Regions from separate parts of the Homo sapiens genome. Here region 1 is linked to region 2. The links are chromatin loops, found by intact Hi-C in ENCODE. Cell type or tissue: mesothelial cell of epicardium. All regions are shown on one strand.

Region 1 (8,000 bases), 230 kb after region 2:
TCTTGGCAGCACTGTCCCCGTACAAACGCTTCATCTCGGCCTGGCGCCGCTCACCAGGCCTCTCAGTTGGGGCTTCTACCGACCGGCGGGTGTTGCAGTACAGGTCGTGGTCAGCGTTCACATAGCTGTCCAGGCGCTCTGCATCCAGCTGCTGCTGCCGCCCTGAGAACAAACACGAACGTGAACATGAACATAAACACACGTGTGTGCACTGCAGAAGGAGCCCAGTGAGTGCTGCTGCTGCTGGCCATGCCATCTGCAGCCCCCTAAGGTCCCTCATCTTTCCCTTTCCAACTGTGAAACCAGGCCCAAGTGTTCCAGATGAGATGCTTACCAGATTTTGAGGCAAGACCTGCAGATTATTATCATCATTCACCTACCAAGGGGTTATTATACACTGAGAGAAATGGCAAAGAGTTGAGTGCCTATAGTCCCACCTACTTGCGAGGCTGAGGTGGGAGGATGGCTTGAGCCCAGGGGGCAGAGATTGCAGTGTACCACTATACTCCAGCCCAGGTGACAAAGCCAGACCCGGTGTCAAAAAAAAAAGAAAAAGAAATGGTGAAGAGCCACAAGGAAACTCATCACTCCAAACTACCAAACCTCTGCAACAAGCCCTGAAAACACAGGAAAGAAATGAACCCACCTGAGGTTCTCTCTTTTCATCTGCACGGCCCACTCACCACCTGCCCAGCTAGGAATGGCTGATAGAGCTTGCTTGGTTTCAAACACTGCCCCAGGCCAGCAGGGAAACAAAAAGCTTCCTGGAAAGTCCAGTGTTGCGAGCAGTGCTTACCACCATGAATGAGGTGATGTGGGGGGAAAAAATCACTCCTTTGGAAGAGGTATTGATTTTAGGTAACCTGGAAAAGAACAAGTGCTAGCAAGCACAGTATGCAATGATGATGGATGATTGATTATCCTTCCACAGATTCGAAATGCAAATCATACCAAGCAAGGAAAAGTTAAATGAGTCAACACTTGCTGAAGGAAGAAGGGTGAGGAAAGGGCAATTCTACAAATGGAATTAAGGCCTCTGACTTCTAATCTTCCCGCTATATCAAAAAATCTGCAATAATGGGTTGGTTTTCTCACTACGGGATTTGACTTTCCACTTCATAGGTTGGCCTAGGTTAAACTGCAAGTGGTATCATTACATACTTTTAATCCTACTAATTTAAATGGATTCTTGTAAAGCAAGAAGTATCTATTCAATTTACTCTTCCCTCTGTTTTTTACTATGGCAAGTCCCAATATCATAATTTTTATTCTTATGTAAACTGCAACAACATAAAAGTATCAGTAAGACAATGCTGCATAAGGTTAAATTTAGCCAATTTCCATAGCTCTTGTAAGCGACTCTGTCAAGAGAGAAATTGACAGCAGGGAACACATATCCACGGCTACTATGGCTATCAAGAGAAACACCACGAGATAAGGAGTGAAGATGGTTGTAGGGAAATAAAAGAATCATATAAATCATTCTTCCATTGTTGGTCCTCCCTGTACTAATACATGGAACAGAACATGGTAGTGAGCTAATCAAGTGTGAATGGAAAGATATTTATAAGGCCATGCATAGTCGCTCGCATAAATCCTGCTCTTTATAAGCATCATCATGGCATTGGAGGGAAGGAGTTTTATAAACTTGGAAACATTATTAAAAATGTATGTGGCCATTGCTGTCTTGGAACATCCACAGTTTATTTTTACCTAAGGGCTTATATGAATAAGCCCAATGACTATCAAACACAATAAAAGCTGCGTAACTGCTACCTCACCCATGGAAAAAATGTATGATTAACTCATTGGGCAATGCAGAATGAAACCAAAATATTGGCCTAATATGCAAATGAATGGGGGCCACCAAGCATTTGTTTCTAATTTTTGGTCTTTCTGCCAAGTTTGAAACATCAGCATATAAGTTGTTCAGTTCTCACAAGTGTTTAAATTCTATGCCCCCTAAACTGAGTTGTGTTGGAGTGGCGTGGGAGTGGATGAGCCAAACAGTGGGTTAGAGAAAGCACTCGACAACCGCCATGACAGCTTCTTATTTCCGCAAGAGTTCTGTGTGTTCCTGGTACTCAGGTCAGGGTGAAAGCCCCGCTGGGGACTAGCTTCTCCCTGGGGGCATCTCTGTTTTTCTCCTGCCTCTGTCCTGGGATGATTGAACCTGACTTTGAAGGAAAGCTTAGCTTCGTGCTTTTAGAAGGAAGAGCGGGGGTGACCTAGGACACTGGGTCTTGGTATGGGCAGTACAGACTGGTGAGATATATTCAGTCACTAAGTTCATACAGGCCTTTCCCACTTGCCTCTTTCTAGGAACCTTGAGCAGGCAGTGGGTGGGCTGATGGCACTGCCCAGGCTTTCCAGGAAAGGTAGAATTTGGCTAAAGAATCTCTCATTCAAGGGCTACTTTTCTGAAGGCTTGGCATTTCCACATTAGCACAACACAGTCCCTCTGCCATCTATGAGCAGCCTTGTACCCATTACCAATCCTATGGCTCTCTTTTTTTTTTTTTTTTTTTTTTTTTTTGGTCTATCTGGAGGAGACGATCCCACAGGTGGGTTTGCTGAGTGCCTTGGAGTCTCTGCATCCAGAGGGCAGAGCCCACAGTCAGAGTTCCCAGACCACTGTCACATTACTCTCAAATTTATCCCAAGACTATAATCAGCTTCACTGACAGATCTGGTGACACAAGACATGTTCAACTTCCTGCATAAATCCGAGTCTTTGAGTTTAGAAGTTTGAATGAACACTGAGATCTTAGCTATCCTAAGTATTCTCTGTCGGTAGGATGTTGTGAGTTTAGTCTTTGAACTTTTGCATCTTTTTTTTTCTTTTCCTTATAATTTAAAATGTTTGTAACAATTATATATAGAGAGATGTGTTCTCTTATTGTTGACATCTGTGAATGATACACAATGTTAACACAAAGCAACCCCAGTTAATGATGCTGGTACAATTTTCCAACTTTGTACTCAGCGTGTGCCCATGGGTTACCATCACATGATTTTAGTTCTTAATAAAGTTCATACGGTGTAAGAATACAAAAATAAAAGACACAGCCCTCTGCTTTTGATTCTTATTTGTTTTTCATTCCCATTCAGGCTTCCTCATGAATTTTTTTTTTTTTTTTCGCTCTGTCACTCAGGCTGGAGTGCAGTGGTGCAATCTTGGCTCACTGCAACCTCTGCCTCCTGGGCTCAAGCGATCCTCCCACCTTGGTTTCCTGAGTAGCTGGGACTACAGGTGTGTGCCACCACGCCTGGATAATTTTTGTATTTTTTTTTTTTTTGGAGATGGGGTTTTGCCATGTTGCCCAGGCTGGTCTTGAACTCCTGAACTCAAGCGATCCACCTGCCTTGGCCTACCAAAGTGCTGGAATTACAGGCGTAAAGCCACCGTGCCTGGCCCCTCATGAAAATTTAAGACCCAACCCTTATCCCCTCCTTGCCTCTCAAGAGATTTGGAGGTTTAATGGTTTCCTGCATAGTGAACAGTGGCCCTAAAACACTGAACTAAAGGGCAAGAAGCCTGTCACCTGCGACCTACCCTGTGGGGGTCATTTATGGTGGAAGGGCACTGTCACCTTTACTCACAGCTGTACCCCCAGACCTGAGAGGACACAATGCCTGACACAAAGCAGATGCTCAGGAAGTGACTGTCAAATGAATGCTCAAAGGCCATGCATGATTTTTTTGTAAACAGCTCTTTTCCTTCCAGATGCTGTTAAAGAACAATAATGACAACTCGGGGATTGAGAAACAGATGCTCAAATCTCACTAGGTGCTGGGCAGAACTCCCTTCCCTGTGGGTTCCTCAGAGCCTCCCAGGCAGAGGGGCTATGGGGGGGGGCACCAATGAGTTGGGGTCGGACCCTGTTCTCTTACATTCGAATTGCTTTGCCTCTACTTACTCACACAATTTTTTAAAAAGTCCTAAGGCTAGGCTACAAGTTGAAAACCAGTCAGTTTAAAACCAAATAACTGCAGACAGGCTGTGCACTGATGGTCACAGCCAGCATGTGAAAGTACTTTAGCGTGTACTGACTTAGGGGACCAAGTAAACCTCAGAATGGAGTATCAGAGTTTGAAGGCATCCACTCATTCTGTTTTCTATTTATTGCTTCCTTCCTTCCTTCCAACGAAAACGGATTCTCAATCACTGGCAGTTTTCCTTGCTGTCAAAACAAGGTGAGCGCTCAGCCAGCCAGATGGAAAATCATCTGACCAAAGCAGACCAGTACGGACATCACACTTCAGATGCCAATGAACAGTTGCCTTGTCATGGAGGGTTTGGTCATTTTTATTGGAAACAGCTGTAGGACTCAATGTTGCCATACACTTTTATAGGGTATTTTGGCAAGATAATTTGTTTTAATATGAATCAGAAATCTTTTTTGATTCTATTCCAGCTTCAAAATAGGATTGTAGTGGGTTGAATAGTGTCACTTCAAATCCATGTCCACCTGGAACCACAGAAGGTGACCTTATTTGGAAATAGGGCTTTGTAGATGTAATTAAAGGATCAAGATGAGATCATACTGGATTAGGGTGGACCCTAACTCCAATGACAAAGTCCTTGTATGAGACAGAAAAGGACACACAGACACAGGGGAAAGGCCACATGAAGATGGAGGCAGAGATGGAATGATGCTGCCACAAGCCAAGGAACACCAGGAAACACCAGAAGTTGGAAGAGGTGAGGCCCTACAGCCTTCAGAGGGCGTGTGGTCCTGTTGACCGCTTGATTTGAGAACTGTGAGAGAATAAATCTGTTTTTTTTTTTTTTTTAATCCACCCAGGTTGTGTAATTTGTTACAGCAGCCCTGGGAGGCTAATACAAGGGTTAATATGCATATAGGTTAAAACAAGAACAATAGGCATGTATTATTAAGGAAAAGCTTTACTGGATTCCATCTGGGTTCAGGATACATAATCCTGGTATTTTTCACATCAATCTATTTGTCTACATGATGTGACCAATGTCACATCACGTAATAGTCCATAAAGGAAAAAAAAAATCATGGAAAGTTACCAGGACTTCAGAGAATCTTATATAGCAGGAAAACTTTCATCCAAGATTATTCCACACATAGAGCCCAAAGGCAGAACATGTTAGAGGATAAAGCATGGAGGCAGCAAGTGGCAAAGAATGTTTTTTCCCCTCACTTTCCTAGGACTAGTACATCTTTCTGATTATATTTTCTGCTATTTTGCCAAAATGAATAATTGTAGCACAACCGAGGGAAAGCACAAACTTGATGTATGCCATGAATGCCTCATTTCTGGCTTGTCAGCAACCACCCAGAACACAGGTACATGCCAGCAGAACTGGAGCCATTTCAGACTGGTCTTCTCTCTTCGTCGCACATCCCTTGCCCCATGACAAATGTAATCCTGAAGTTACTGGACAACCGCCATTTTTACTTTTACAACAGAAGTGCATTTTCATGTTCCTTTCCACTTTTCTACAGCCATTAACACGTATCATCTCACTGATCGGTTTTGTGCACCTGTGAATATCTGCACCAGATGAAACACACACGCATGTCAGGATTGTGCTCAATCACTGCAATTTCATCCTTCAACCTCATTGACTAAAGCAAGACAGCTCACTAAATACTGGGCCATAAACTTCACCGGGTTCTCTCTAGGTTTGACTGACTAAAGGCTCACTATGAAAACTACAGTCTCAGCCTTCCCACTCAGATGGACACAGTGTAATGGAGCAGATGTCTCCCCTCAAACGTATGAAAACCACATCTGGGCATATGAAAACCACATCTGGGCTCTCTGGTAAGAACAGCACTTTGAGTGTCTAAGCCGGGAGTGAACTAAGTCCTTTTTTCTCTCATTCCAAATTGACCCTATCCCTCAAATTGGCCTAGTGCATACCTTACTTCTTGACAGCTGCCCCGCGGTGCTCCTCCTTTGACTGCCTGGGTCACTGGCTCTACCCCTCATGTGCATGTATAACCATGAACCACACCATAGACACTCTTCTTCTATGTGTCACTTTACATTTCATTTTGTCTCCTCTTCCCAATGGGGTTTAAGCTTTTAGAATATGTCCCTGTTTTGAGCCAACACCCTCAAAACATAGGTCATAAATACCTGATTGGCTCAAACCCGAGAAAACAGTGGTGGTGTTTGTTTCAGAGGGCCTTACTCTCTTTTGAGGGTGACTTCCACTCATTTTCCCTCTAAGTATTAGCAATATAACCTTGCAGTCTCGACCAGTGGTCACTTATGACTACAAAATGGTATTTTTCTTAACCTAATAATAAACATTTTTCCTAAGAAATAATTGAAAACACAGCTGACCTTTAAAACTTCATAACTGTAAACTTTCTCATAAGTTATTTTCCATTGAAGCTTTAAGTAACGGAAATATCTTGTTAGGAAATGATGACAGACATAATCAAAAGCATGCATGTTCCCACTGTACAAAAGGAGTTCTTATCCTAGTCAAGCTTTTGGTGTTTTTTATCCTTGAAATATGTTAAAGTAGAGACTATCTGGAATCTGAGTAGCAATCACAAAAAAGAACATACTGTCCAATCTGAAGGCCTTTATCCTAAGAAAATATTAAACAAGACTCAGGCGATGATGAATTGCATAACTTGTATGTTCCTGTGGAAGTGAATAATACTGAAAAGTTAAATCTTTCAAATTTAGTGACATTTCCTCTTGCTAGTAACATTTTCTAAAATCCTGTGTTCTTCAAAGCATTCATGTTCAAAGCTGAAAATGTCCTTATTGAATAAGTAGCTTCTAGTGGTTTTGAGAGCAAAATGAAACAAAAAACTTGAACCAATTATTCATACTACCCAGGTCCCTTATCTCTTTATTAAAGCTTTTTCCAACAGTGTATGTAACTAACCCTCCATGAAAATTTCTGGTGAAGGTAATGAATTGGAAAGCGCCATGGGCACTCAGATTACTTACATATGAATTCCATCATTCATTACCGCTTGAAGAACAGTTGTTCATCCTGTACTCACCAAAAGTGCTGCTGAAAAAAATAATGCTAGTGATCTATTGCCCATTATTTTCTTACTGGTGCAAGATCGGGCCCTGGCAGCTGCTTCTAATATAGACGAAGTCTTTAGATTCCAGTCTGACACCACAGTCTGTTCTCACCCTCACCAGACAATTCTCACATCTCCCTGGGACCAGCTAATGCATTCAGGGAAGGCTGTAGGAGCATGACACAGACGCTAAGAAAAGTAGTTTTGAATCATGCTGTAACTACACATTTTAAAAATACAAAGAATTGAAAGCTTGTTTAGGGACATTATTAGTAATATTGAAGTGGGTTAATTTTCCCAGTCCATGTACTTTACTGCATTAAATTTTATCAAGCAAGAATATCCTTGAAACAGAACTAAAAACTGTGTTAATTGCTAAATTTGATAGACACCAAAACTTTCATTCTTTCATGTCTTTAATATTCTAAATCAGTTTAAAAGTTTGAAAGGTGCCACCCAGAGCAGAAATATGACCTTTCTGAAGTCACAGAACATCTTATTAAAAATATGCAGAATCTTAGCTGGGCGCGGTAGCTCATGCCTATAATCCAGCACTTTGGGAGGCCGAGGCAGGTGGATCACCTGAGGTCAGGAGTTCAAGACCACTCTGGACAACATGGTGAAACACCATCTCTACTACTAATAAAAAAATTAGCTGGGTGTGGTGGTTGGCGCCTGAAATCCCAGCTACTTGGGAGGCCGAGGCAGGAGAATCACTTGAACCCGGGAGGCATAGGTTGTAGTGAGCTGAGATGGCGCCACTGTACTCTAGCCTGGGTGACAGAGTAAGAATCTGTCTCAAAAAAAAAAAAAAAAAAAAAAATATATATATATATATATATATATATGTACAGAATCTCAATCAAGCACTAATCAAGGCAAACGGTATCAGAGAAAAACCAATTTATGGTTAATAATCCATGTTAAAGGATGGGTTACTAGCAACTAACTGTAACAATAACA
Region 2 (8,000 bases):
AGCGGGCAGATCTCATCCACCTTCTCCACCTCACATGACTTTCTGTCCTGTTTCTGTCCCCAGCATCCTCAGCCCTGCCCCGTCACCTGCATCTTCCTCACACCCTCCAAGGCAGGTCAGCATTGTGATCTGTTAAGCGTATGGATGAAACGGAAGCACATGAGGTGCCAGTGGCCAGAGATGCAGACAGCGCATGAATGACTGGCAATGAAATCAAGCAAGATGGTCAAGCTCCTCTCCAGTCTAAGGGGGCTTTCGACTTTCTCCAACAAAATCTGACATAAGAGCTAAAAGCGGGCCATGCTAGGTGGGCTGTGGATCCCTCACAGTGTCCCCATCTCTAGGTGAAGTGCCACTAGCTCAAGTACAAACAAGCTCCTCTCCTCTCCACCATGTACTGTGTCCTGACCAATGCTCAAAGGATCCAAATATGTTAAACATCAGGCAGTGGATGACTTAATGCTGTGCCCTGGTGGAAACTAGACCTCTATTTTTGAAACTTGATGGGTAGAAGTGAGGGGGAAAGCTGTCATTTTAAAGCTGTGAGGAGATGTTTTTGGTTTTTTTTTCCTTTGGAGGAGGATTCCCACTATTTGTGGCTATTTTCCCTCTGCTTTCCACAGGCATTTTATTTAACAGCTGCCTCCTTCCCCTACAAAAGTAACCATTCCCCTGACTTGTACAGGAGGCTGAGGCAGGAGAATCGCTTGAACCCGGGAGGCAGAGGTTGCAGTTAGTGGAGATCGCGACACTGCCCTCCCCAGCCTTGGAGACAGAGTGATGCTCCGTCTCAAAAAAAAAAAAAAAAGAAAAAAAAAAAAATTCTTGGCTCTTGAGCTGTACAAAAACAGGTAGTAGGTCAAATTTGGCCCACAGCCCCTAGTTTGCTAACCCCTGTCTTAGACTATAAGCTGCTTGAGAAAGCAGCCTGTGTTTTAATCTTTGCACCTCTAGTGGCTAGCAAAGCCCAGCTAGGCGCTCTGTACAGCAGGTACTGGTAAGTATTTACAGAAGGATCAGGACGATTTTCCATGGTTCATGTATGTCTTTATGGCTATGATCCATATTTAAAGACAACCAAAGGGGAGCACTGAGACCACATGAAAGTTACCTCCTTCTATAGTGGGAACTTGGCATTTGAAAAATCTTCAGCACCCTTTTCACCTTTACACTGATGAAAACATTTGATTTATTTCTGCCAGCCATAGACTTTAGTTTACTATCAATAGCATGTTGAAGGTTTTTATAGTCCTAACTCTAAATTGGTAAAGCCAATATTTGTGTCATGGACCCTCCATTCACGCTCGATACCTGGTAGCTTTTGCCAAATACAAGGAAATACATCAAGGCATGGCTCTGGTTGTATATCAAACAATCAGTTATCAGAGGTTCAACTCACCATTCCACTGATGCATCGGCCACAAGCGGTTGTTTTAAACTCACCGTGCAGTTCTTTCACTGCACTTGTGGTGTAAAAGCCTTCTGCCAACAGAATGATCCCATACAAGAAGAAAAAGGACGCAATTCCATAGATGACATACTGCATCAGTTGTATCCTACAAAGAGAAGAAGAGATCCTGAACCATTAAATTCACTGCCTGGTAGTGACTACGTTTCTGGACGCTGGAGAGAGGACATGAGGGGGATGTTCCTGTGAGTGCGTCACTCGCCCCACTGATGGCTTTGATGGACTTGTGGGGCATCCTGGGCGGCATCCCTGCCCATGTCCCAGCAACCTGGGCCTTCCTTCCAAGGTGGGAATGATGTTTCCTTTGCTCAGGGCAGCATCCAGTTGTAATCTTTTAATCCTTACCTGAGTCCTGGGCGGCAAGGGTTAGAATCCTCATTTTGCACATAAGTAAAACACAGGCATTGAGGAGTTAAGCTCCTCATCGGAGGATACACAGTTAGTGGCAAAGCCAGCATCTGAACCCTGGCCCAATGGACAACATGTTCTTTCTGCCCTTTCAAAATGCCTCCCAACCAGGCCTAGTGGTTAATGTCACTCTGATAAAACCCCTAAGTAGGCACTCAGGGCTTCTTTAGGGGGTAATCTGGGGAGATGTCTTTTGCACTGTGACTCCCACCACACAAATAGTAGTAGGTCGAGTAGGTTTAAGATACAGAAAGTTAATTCACAATGCAGTTTGTCCCACAAAAGCTAACAAAGACAAATGACATGTCCTCAGCCTTCGGCTGCCCACTGGAATCACCTGGGGAGCTTGGAAAATACTGGTACCTGGATCCCGCCCCCAGAGATTATGTCCTAATTGGTCTGGGGTAAGGCATGGGGATTTTCTTAAAGCTTCTCAGAAGTTTGAGAGCCACAGACTGAGATCACTACCTAATTAAATCAACACACCTTTCCCAGGTTCAGTCTTGGTAAACATTTCTTCTTTGCACATAGTTGGAACTCAGTGAGTCCCCTGTCCTGCTTGAGCCCTCCTTATAATCTCCCCAACCTGTGTTCATTTCTTTGGAGGTCATTTGTGAACAGATAAGAAAGAATAAAATTCCCTAAGGACTGAAGAGTCTCCAACATGACTCCATGACCATTCCATAAAAATTCATTCATGTCTTTTTCAGTCTGGTGAAGAAGTTTCTTATAATCATAAGACACACTAACACTGGAACTTTGGGATTCAAGGGAAGAAAAAGAAACGGTAGAAGGAAATGGAGAAAGGGGAAGACATGTGAAGGAAATAAGTAGATTGCTGCTGAGCTTGCACAGCTACAAGAATCTATGTGTGGGAGTCACTGCGACTCCATTGAGAATGTTTCCAGAAAGAAAGGCAGAGATCTGCTGCTAAACCCCTGGACCTTCCTCTCTTCTGCAATGGAGGATGCCCTGGGATCTGCTCTTCTGCAATGGAGGATGCCCTGGGATCTGCTCTTCTGCTGGAAGAGTTAATGTTAAAATACTGCTCCTGTAGGCTTAGAGTTGGGGTCAGTCCTCAACAGGGCTCCTACCATTCCAGGGATGGTCACTTCCTGGGAGAAAGCTGGAGGCATCTGTTACTTGGGAACAACACAATTCTGTTGAGACAATCGGCAGCATCACCTATCACCATGTCACAGCTCCCCATGTCCACAGCTACCATGTGTGGAGTGTCCTATGTGTGCACCTTACCATTCCCAAGTAACATTCCACCCTGGGGCCTAAACAGCTACCATATTCTAGGCCCTTTCTTTTTCCTTCTCTCATGAACCTTTTTCTAACTACATAAAGTGAGCTTTAAGTAAAAGCATTCATCTTCTGCTAGGAAAGCACACTGTAGTCTTTCTGAAAAACATCATGAGGTGGTTGCATCTCAGATACTTTTTTTTTAAACAAAGTATCACTCTGTCACCCAGGCTGGAGTGCAGTGTTGCCATCTCGGCTCACCAGCTCACCGCAACATCCACCTCCTGGGTTCAACTGGTTCTCCTGCCTCAGCCTCCCAAGTAGCTAGGATTACAGGCACGCACCACCACGCCCAGCTAAATTTTTTTTTGTATTTTTAGTAGAGGTGGCGTTTCACCATGTTGGCCAGGCTGGTCTTGAACTCCTGACTTCAGGTGATCTGCCTGCCTCAGCCTCCCAAATTGCTGGGATGACAGGCATGAGCCACCACGCCAGGCCTTAGATGCATTTTTAAAGGGAACCGGATACTTACACCTCGCTCAGCAAGGCATGGTCACTGGCGTTGGTGGAGAAGTGTTGCTCAAGAATCGCCACGGTGCCTGCGAGAGCCACATGCCCACAGCCGCAGAATAAGGCCACCCCGGAGAAGCAGAGGATGGTGGCCACCAGGGAGGCGTAGGGGACTCCTCCCAGACACTTGATGCAGCATTCAAAGCAGCCTGAACCCAAAGGAGAGAAAATATAGCCGTTACGGGCAAGAACACCTCTGGTCTTCAAGAATACCCCATATTCACAGAGAAGGCTTACAATTTTCCATCTCCCCTCTCAGGCTCTATGGTTAATATTAATACTTCGACATCCCAAGGGCCAGTGTGGTAGTTACCGTGATCTCACATTCTGCGGTGAGGACCCTGAGGCTCCAAAAGGGAATGTAACTTAATTTGCTCAGAATCTGGAAGGGTAGTGAATGGCAGAGCAGTCAATTGACAAAGAGTTATAAGGTAGTTACAGTTCTAGAGCTTCCTGATCGACTGAGTGGTGGGGGGAGCCCCGCTCAAGTGCCAACAAGAAGCACTCATTCCACTAACACAGTCAAAAGAGAGGACAGCAGTGAAGCTGCAGCTCTGTGAAGAAAAGCAACAGTCAGGTCGTCTCCAGCCTCACAGTTCTGGGGTTTCAATACGTCTGCTGCTGTGGCAACCAACGGCTTTCCCCAAGCCCTGGACCTCCGGGGCAACTGGGAGAATCTGATACAGCAATTATGCCGTCGCCAGGTTCAAACAAATAGCAAGGTGATTGTTTTGGAAAGGTCACAGGTATTTTGGTCCATAATTCAGTGAAGAACAAAGTCACCAAGAGCCACTCAAGTGGGTCTACTCAAGTTTCATTCAAGTTGACATCAGAAATTATCTCAAATTTTTAATAAAAATGCTTCCCCCCAGCCCAGTCAGCCCAAGCAATTCATTCACAGTCCTCCTCCTCCCCGGCTTCCACCTGCCCCCTTCCCCGACACACACGTTCAGAGTCAGAACCCAGAACTGGTGGGTGATATTTAAGTACTTGAAGGAGAAAAAAGAACAGAAGAAAAAAACAAAACCAAAATGAACATCCATGAAGTGGAATGAAGGAGAGACAGCCGTAAGTCACTCTTAATCTTGAAAAGACGAGACTTGTATTCATTTTTAAAATAAACTTTTACTTGAGATGTCCATAAAGACCTGCCTCAGGGGCAGAGCCAGGTGACGTTTTCAGTTTGGAGACATTTACGTTTCAGTAAAGGCAGCACTGGCCTCAGGATAATGTCAGTACCTCTCCTAACCTCCTGTCTCTGTTTATATTATCCAGACCCTTAAGTAAATGGCTTGTCGGGGAAATTGAACTTTAAACGCATTATGGTGTTTAGCAGCAATCAAGGGCACTTCATTACTTTAGGGCAAGCACATTAAGCCAGCAAAAAAAAAAAAAAAAAAAAAAAAAAAATCCCCCAAATGGTCTTCATAGTTGTCATGGAATGACAACCCAGCATAAAACACCATAGATGAATGTTTTCATTTTAGTGAGCATTCCTTTTAAACTAGCATTCGCTTAAACCTATGGAAAGTGACTATGAAAACTCATTACTAGATTTCTCTTTAGTTCATTAGAAAATAAAAAATATCAGGGCTTCATAAGAAAGCTGTGCTTCCTTTAATTTCAAAAGATGAGCAGCTGTTTTTAGGAAGACCAACTTCCCTGAAGTGGATTGGGGAAACTATATAAAATGGGAACCATCCTGGCTAACACAGTAAAACCCCGTCTCTACTAAAAATACAAAAAATTAGCCGGGTGTGGTGGTGGGCACCTGTAGTCCCAGCTACTTGGGAGGCTGAGGCAAGGGAATCGCTTGAACCCAGGAGGAAGAGGTTGCGGTGAGCCGAGATTGCGCCACTGAACTTCCAGCCTGGGCGACAGAGCAAGACTCCGTCTCAAAAAAAGAAAAAGGGAACCAGTGCACAATATGGTTCAAGTTCACTAGCAAGTCAGTATCTTAAAGAGCTTCAGACACTTGGGATTTGTGAGCAGAGATGTTAGAGCTCAATCTTATTTTGTCACATGACTTTCTGGGGACTGAGGTGAGAGGAATGCAACTCAAAGTCCAAATTCTCTCCAGGTTCCCAAACTAAGAGAAACTAGAATCCTTGGCCTTGACGTATCTCATTATAAAGAGAAAACAGACATGGGTATTGTATCATCCACAACCTCCCCACATTCTCAGCCTCTATGATCATGTTAAGAAAAAGATGAATGCCTGCTTTCCTGGCTAACAAAGTTGTATCTGGTTCTTAAAGGATAAAGATGTGAGGCCTTGGGGCTGTGTGGTCCAAAATGGTAGCCACTAAGACATGTAGCTATTTACGTTTATTTAAAATTAAATAAAATGAAAATTTCAGGTCCTCTGTTGCACAAACCACATTTCATATGCTCAAAAGCCACATGGACTAGTGGCTACCGTATTGGACAACACAGATATAGGACATTTCATCATCACAGAACACACTGCTTTGGAAGATACATTTTGAATTGTCACATATTTGATTTTCTATAACCCAGGAGCTGGGTTCTAACTGGGTTTTCTGTTGGATTTCATTAATTCAGTATTTTGTGAAGACCTACTGGGTGCCAAGTACACAAAACTGAAATAAGATACCTTTCTGGCTTCAAGATAAATCCAATACTGCAGGCAGACAAGTAACACAATTATTATAGTCCAGCATGATGGGGGCAAAGATACAGACCCCTGCAGAGCCAGTGGAAAGAGAGTGGAGAGAAGGGGGACAGGGAAGATCAGAAGGGCAAATAATTCATACTGGATGGGTCCTTCTACAGAAAGATCTAGTATCCAGAATACTTAAACAGCTGATGTGGTGACACTGATATATAACCAGATAAAATTGTTCATTAATTCTCTGTGTGTATATATAGATGTATACATCTATATATATTTTTAAACTAAACCCACACCCTTTTTCATCATTTGGAGTTAGGGTTAGGTGTTATGGTGCAGCACACTCGCCCTTTAACGATAGAACTCATCCTTCCAAATCCACAGTTGCCACTTCAAACGGTCTTTCATCCAAATGGTTAGAGCATTCCAAAGAAATATCACAGCTCTCCCAGGCTCAAAAAGCCAAGTGGGGTTAGAAGAATGATGCTGTTCAATCCCAAATTCAATACTAGATCAAAGCTAAAGTTTCCCTCCAATTTATATCTCTCAAGGACTCTGTATATACCTCATGCTGTGGATCTAGTTTTATAACAGCAGGGAAAACCAGGAACTCAAGAATTTGGGGGATCACTTCAATGAATCATGCTCTCTCAGCAGATGCCAATGCTCTTAGGTTTTCAGCAGATGATTTTATTTGTGGCTGTAGGAACCCTGGCTCCTATAGAACAGAAATCACCATCTTTGCTCCACTGGCACAGATAAAACTCTTACGGACTGTGCCAGCCAACATGACTAGAAGCTAGTGACATAAAATATGGGAAAAATTTATAGGACATAATACAGCTGGATGTAGAGCTTATTCTAGCTTGGTTGACCAGTTATCTTCAGGGTTAAGATTGCATGTGTGGTAGATATCCAACAATCTATAAATGGATCACTCTCCACTGTATCTTCTATGTCAGTATAGAAGCCACCTCTGGTCACAGTGTGCATGATATCTTTGAACACTGGGCAATTTAGTCACATATCACACACTCATCCTAGAGGAACCAAAACTGCTGCAAAAAGTTAGTAAGAAAAAGCTAAATGTGTTTATTTAGGAGCTAGAGGATATAGGTAATATAGGAGCTAGACCACCTAGGGCTTTCCAGGCCACCTTAAGAATTCTGGACTTTATCTTCAAAATCATGGGAAGCCTTGACCAGGCGCCGTGGCTCACGCCTGTAATCCCAGCACTTTGGGAGGCCAAGACGGGCGGATCACGAGGTCAGGAGATCGAGACCATCCTGGCTAACACGGTGAAACCCCGTCTCTACTAAAAATACAAAAAATTAGCTGGGCGTGGTGGTGGGCGCCTGTAGTCCCAGCTACTCGGGAGGCTGAGGCAGGAGAATGGCGTGAACCCGGAAGGCGGAGGGTGCAGTGAGCCGAGATTGCACCACTGCACTCCAGCCTGGGTGACAGAGCAAGACTCCATCTCAAAACAAAAACAAAAACAAAAACAAAAAGACAAAAAAAACAAAATCATGGGAAGCCACTGCGTTTTTTTTTTGTTTTGTTTTGTTTTTTGAAACAGGGTCTTGCTCTGTTGCCTAGGTTGGAGTGCAGTGGCACAATCACTGCTCACTGCGGTGTTGAACTCTCTGGCTCAAGCGATCCTCCCACCTCAGC

The links. Peaks named below come from ENCODE experiments on the same cell type or tissue, not always from the same donor. Only the 100,000 strongest peaks of a DNase experiment are listed, where the experiment ranks them.
Region 1: it touches region 2 in a loop (18-fold over the local background); 3 of 110 quality-filtered maps call a loop at or near these places.

Annotation. Positions count from the first base shown.
Region 1 is chrX:14,009,008-14,017,007 of GRCh38, forward strand. GEMIN8 (gem nuclear organelle associated protein 8) reads right to left here. Exons shown (of 5, transcript NM_001042479.2): 5 at 1-162. Among named protein-coding and RNA genes, the nearest start is that of GEMIN8, 17 kb to the right of the region's middle. In mesothelial cell of epicardium, no CTCF peak of the experiment used is centred here; no DNase peak of the experiment used is centred here.
Region 2 is chrX:13,781,966-13,789,965 of GRCh38, forward strand. It overlaps GPM6B (glycoprotein M6B), which reads right to left. Exons shown (of 8, transcript NM_001001995.3): 3 at 3,657-3,843; 4 at 1,400-1,556. Among named protein-coding and RNA genes, the nearest start is that of GPM6B, 31 kb to the right of the region's middle. In mesothelial cell of epicardium, no CTCF peak of the experiment used is centred here; a DNase peak (open chromatin) is centred at 4,254.